Linked DNA regions of Mus musculus: region 2 is linked to region 1. The links are chromatin loops, found by intact Hi-C in ENCODE. Cell type or tissue: gastrocnemius. All regions are shown on one strand.

What was found. Peaks named below come from ENCODE experiments on the same cell type or tissue, not always from the same donor. Only the 100,000 strongest peaks of a DNase experiment are listed, where the experiment ranks them.
Region 2: it touches region 1 in a loop (11-fold over the local background); 26 of 42 quality-filtered maps call a loop at or near these places.

Annotation. Positions count from the first base shown.
Region 1 is chr7:140,059,886-140,062,385 of GRCm38, forward strand. No RefSeq gene overlaps it. Among named protein-coding and RNA genes, the nearest start is that of Msx3, 12 kb to the left of the region's middle. In gastrocnemius, no CTCF peak of the experiment used is centred here; a DNase peak (open chromatin) is centred at 1,490; H3K4me3 peaks cover 723 bases.
Region 2 is chr7:139,969,529-139,972,028 of GRCm38, forward strand. All of the region lies in intron 2 of Gm16201 (a long non-coding RNA gene), which reads left to right. Among named protein-coding and RNA genes, the nearest start is that of Spef1l, 8.0 kb to the right of the region's middle. In gastrocnemius, no CTCF peak of the experiment used is centred here; a DNase peak (open chromatin) is centred at 1,194.

The sequences.
Region 1 (2,500 bases):
CGGTGGATTTAGCTGATCAGAACTAGACTTCTGATCCCTGCAGATACTAGGCTCCATGAGACCCTGGGGTTCCAGCACACAGGTTTGATGCAGAGTGTCTCTACTGATGAGCAGATGTGGGGCCTTGTCTACTTTATCAGAAGTAAAGTTGAATACAAAAGGCAACACTGTCTTGGCTTGGCTGAGGCTGAGCCCAAAAAACAAAGCAGCAGTTTCTCTAGCTATCCTTAGTCAAGCAGTCAGCATCAACAGGATGACCAGATTGAACCAGAATCTTGAAGACAAGGATGTCACTGGGCATGGTGACACACTCCTTTAGTCCCAGCACTTGCAGAGCAAGTTCCCGGACAGATAGGGCTACACAGAGAAACCCTGTCTCTTCCAGGAGGAGGAGGAGGGGGAAGGGGAAGAGAAAGAGAAGGAAGAGGAGGAGGAGGAGGGGTAGGGGGAAGAGGAAGAGAAGGGAGAGGGGGAGGAGGAAACTTGATGACTAAGGTCATAGCTTTTACTTTTAGGAATAGCCAACTTAAAAGTGTTTGGATGAGAGCTAAATGAAAGGTCATCCCATTGATGCCGGTACTGTCCTGGCCAGTCCATGAAGCCTGGCCAAAGGGAAAGGGGATTGTGTGGCCAAGTATGACCCATCTACTCTGTACAGAGGCCTCAGGGCAAGTTCCAGTACTTCAAGAACAGTACAAAATGAGGGCAGTCTCACAAGGAAGAAACAGCAGGGTGAAGACCTCCCTCAAAAGTTGTTTGGCAACAATAATAAAAGCAGGCAAGATGTTTGGTGTGGTCAAGGATTACCTGAGATGGAGAGATTCCAGCAGACTCACATGTTACAAGTGCCTGGGGATAGATAAAGCCAGTGATCGGAGAGCAATGGACGGTGAAGGAAAGGAAGCGTTTGTCCTGAAGTGGATGATGGAGGCATGAAGCTGTGGACTGCTATGGCAGACGCCTAGTGGAGTTGGGTTATAGTAACTTTATGGCCCCTGGTCTGGCCCAAAATACTACCTCAAATCTTTGCAACTGAAAACACTGGTCCTTTAGAACTGGCCTGCTTGGAGGGCTAGACCCAGGGCTGCTCAGCAAGATGGATCAGGGTCTTCCAGGTTGGTTCTACCAGGGTATGTGAGGCCCGGGGTGAAGGGGAGGGAGCGCCTAGGATACAGGACGCCTGCACCAGAGCCCTCCGGGCTCGCGAGTGCCTGTCTCTTTGTCATGCACATGAGGGCTCCGCGGCTGAGAAAGGGTCCCCTTCACTGCTGAGACACACGGAGGGCACTTTTCTTCCTCAGTCTTCGGCTTGGCACATGCCTGCTGCTTCCAAGTGGCCTCTCATTCAAAGGGCCCGGCCCCCATTCTTTGTCCCCCTAGGTGCCCGGCCCGCGGCCCCTGGCAGCTGCTGCGCGTTCAGAGGCTCTATAGAGCGGGCTCTGCAGGTGAGCTGCCGGTCAAAGGAGCTTTCAGGCGTCACCAGGGAGCGGACTTCGAGCGTGTCACCACTCGCGGCGCTGGCACAATGGCAGCGCCACTCAATGGCTACCGCCCCGCCCCTCACGCGCGTGCTTGAGGGCCGAGTTGCAGATCGAGAGGAACGCGCCAGCCGGCCCAGTCTCTCCGCCTCTCCTACTTATTCCCCCACCCCATCTCCCTTCCCTTCTCCTCCCCTTTACCCCTTCATTTCCCTTGATGGCCTCCCATTCATCCTCCCTCCTCCGCCTCTTCTCTTTTCTCCCTCCCTCTTCTACCCCCTAATTGCCCCTTGGAGGCGGCACCCTCCGGGTCCCGCCCCGCTCGGCACTACAGTTGTTTCACCTCCTTTTCTCCCAATCCTTTCAACTTGGTTGAGTTCAACCGAATTGAGTTCAGCTGGGTTAGTAGCTATGCCCGGCCGATGGCTAGAGGGGCGGTGTCCCCTCAAGGCTAGGGAAATTCTGTAGCCCAGCAGTGACCCGAGACCGTGCTGCCCTCACAGTCTTTAGGATGTAACTAACGAGAAGAGCAAGGTCCTAAGGGGATCTAAGGCGTTGAGGGTTGTGTTGGGAATCCTTAGGGGCGGGAGCCCATAAGTCCGGCCCTAAGAGTGGAGGGGGTGGTTTCAGAAGGGACCCTTGGGGTCAGAGACTCTTTTCCAGCTGGTCCTGGGGCAGTTGGGTTAGAGGATACCCCACTTCCTTTTATCCTCTGCTCCACCTGAGTGCCTTCCAAGAGGGCAAAAACTTATGCACAGTACATAAACCCCAGGAGGTCCTATGTGTGGAACAGAGTGTGGCAGGCAGACAGTGTTTAACAAGCATTTGTCAAAGTTGCTGTGGACAGTACAGACTCAGTGCATGCTAGCCTGGACGACTTGCTGACTGCTCAGGCTTTTAGGAAAACAATGGACAGAGAGGGCCAGAAAGGCACAACACTAATCATTACCAGTGTCCCCAGTGTCCGGATGCCTATGTACCTAGGGCTGGGCGGGGACCACGCAGGCATGGGATGTCTGTCC
Region 2 (2,500 bases), 90 kb before region 1:
CTCTCTCTCTCTCTCTCTCTCTCTCTCTCTCTCTCTCTCTCTCTCTCTCTCTCTTTCCCCTCCCGCTCTGTCCCTCCCTCCCTCCCTCCGTCCCTTTCTCCCTTCCCCCTCCATCAGTTTACTGAAACCAGGTGCTCCTAGCCAGGACAAACACACATGAGGATTGTCCCCGAGGCAAGCAGCTTGCTGTATTAGAGTGGCTCCATCCACCTCCAAAATTATAGTTTGTAATTGTTAATTTTGTCAACTTGAATCTAGAACTTTTTGAGAAGAGAGTCTCAGTGAAGGCCTATCTGTGGGGATTATGTTGATTATGTTAATTGTGGCAGGAAGATCTGTCCACTGTGGGTAAAAAAGATACCACGCTGAGTGCTGAGCGTAAGCAGGCATGCACGCATGCACGCTTTTCTCTGTTTCTGATTATAGGCACAACAGGACCAGCTCCCTTAAGTTTCAGCTGCTGTGACTTCTCCACTGTGATGCGCTGGAACTTGAGCTCTGAGCTGAGACAAGCCCATTGTCACAGTATTTTGTCAAAGTAACTGGAAATGTAACTAAGACAGTCCCAAGTGGAAACTCTAGACATACAGACAGCATGGGTGTTTCTCCTGAGAGGACAATGGCTTAGAAAGAGGTCAAATGACAATGTGGTCTGGGATGAGAAAGTGGAAGCCTGGAGCTGCGGGCACAGGGAGACACCAGGATCAAATTCTCAGTGGACAGAAGACAATTGCCAACATATCCTGAAGGGTCCCAGGCACAGCGGCCCAGGGTTCAGCATCTTGTGGGGTTGGCACCTCTAAGCCATCACTGTGGTCCTGACCCTGCTCTTGCGTGACTAAATGGCTTCTTTCAGGTCACCTCAGCATGGGTACTCTAGTTAGTTCCTCATGCCTGGGGAACTCTAGCTCAAGTCAGGCCTCTCTGCCTCGCCTGCTTCCTGGAGTGTGGCTTTGGGTGGGCAAGCCAGGTCTTGCCTACGAACCACCAAGGAGGTGCCTGTTACCTGAGCCACAACACATGCTCGAGTACTGAGTGGGTCCGGCCTTGAGGGAGTGGCATGATCACCCGAAGTCTTGTTTTTTTTTTTTTCCCAGCTACATTTTTTTTTTTTTTTTTTTTTTTTGCCTAAAGCCCAAAACAGGCTGGCCCAGGCCCAGTCCACAAGGCCCAGGAGGCAGTGTTGGATCAGGGAGGAGCAGCTGGTGCAGGAGCCACAGCCTGTCGGCCTCCTGGATTGCATCTTTGCCATCCATCTTGAGGCTGCCATTATGGCACCAGTACTGGCCATCACACTATACAAACATAATGTCACATATACAGTCATGTATACAATCGCAGTGTCACAGCCACAAAGCATCACAGAGTCAATACACAGCCACACACGCTCAGAATGTCATGCGGTTATATACAATCACACATTGTCACAGCACTGGGGACATAGTCACACAGTGTTGCTGACAGTCATACACAGTTTCACACTGTTCACATATACAGTCACACACATTGTCCCACATGCATTCGCACAAAAGTCTACAACACTGGCCTTCTGCCAGGCCAGTACTGCCAGTGGTAGTCTTCCTGCCCATAGAAGCAGCAGCCTCCACGTGTGTTTTTGTGGGATCCATGTCTGTGCATGCACCTGGCCCGGAAAGCTGGCCTGAACTGTCACTGTGTGAGGGGACTTGGAGGGCTGGCCGGGTCTACAGCTGTCTGGGCCTGTGCTGACTGAGCCCCATGGCCCTCCCTGTTCTTCCCGCCTCCCTGAGGTACAAGCCTGGCTTTACCCCTAGTACTGTGGCAGCTTCTACATCTGGAAGGTTCTACAGCCACTTAGGGAAGGTTTCTGCCTTGGACACTAGGAACCTATCCATGCCCCATGCATCAGAGGTGTCCCCCTCCACAGTGTACTTTGGCTAGTACTAAAGTAAGACAATAGGGGCTACTCTCCTGAAGGTGTCCTGCTTCTGCTCGGAACAAAGCTTTGCCAATCCACTGACCACGGGGACCAGTGCTGACAGAGCCAGAGACAGGGACACTGCCCTACTGACTGGAGCTCTGAAAAGTGACTCAGCATAGGCCCGGTGGTAGGCTCTGCGGCTGGTGACTCGCTTCTGACTCACAGAGGAAACTGGGCCTGCAGCTCTGGGGGGCAACAGTAAAACCATGAGCTCAGTCTGAAGTTTCTGCTTCTACTTCCTGAGAGGCTTCAGGGGCCAGCCATGGCCAACAGGCACAGAGAAGGCTGACTCCGGGGAGAGTGGTAGCCATGAGGAAGCAGAGGGGGCCCCCAGCTAAGCCTCACTGTGGATATAGAAGTTAGGTAGCGATGCAGCCGCCAGGCATGTCCCTGCCTAGGGATGTGGCTGGTGTCCATAAGGGTGAGGATATCCCAGAGGCTGGAAGCAGCATCCAGGTCTTGAAACCCAACAGCTGTACCACTTGTCATGGCTATCTAGGTCTCAGGTTCAGGTCCACCTGGCTCACCAAATCTTCAGGG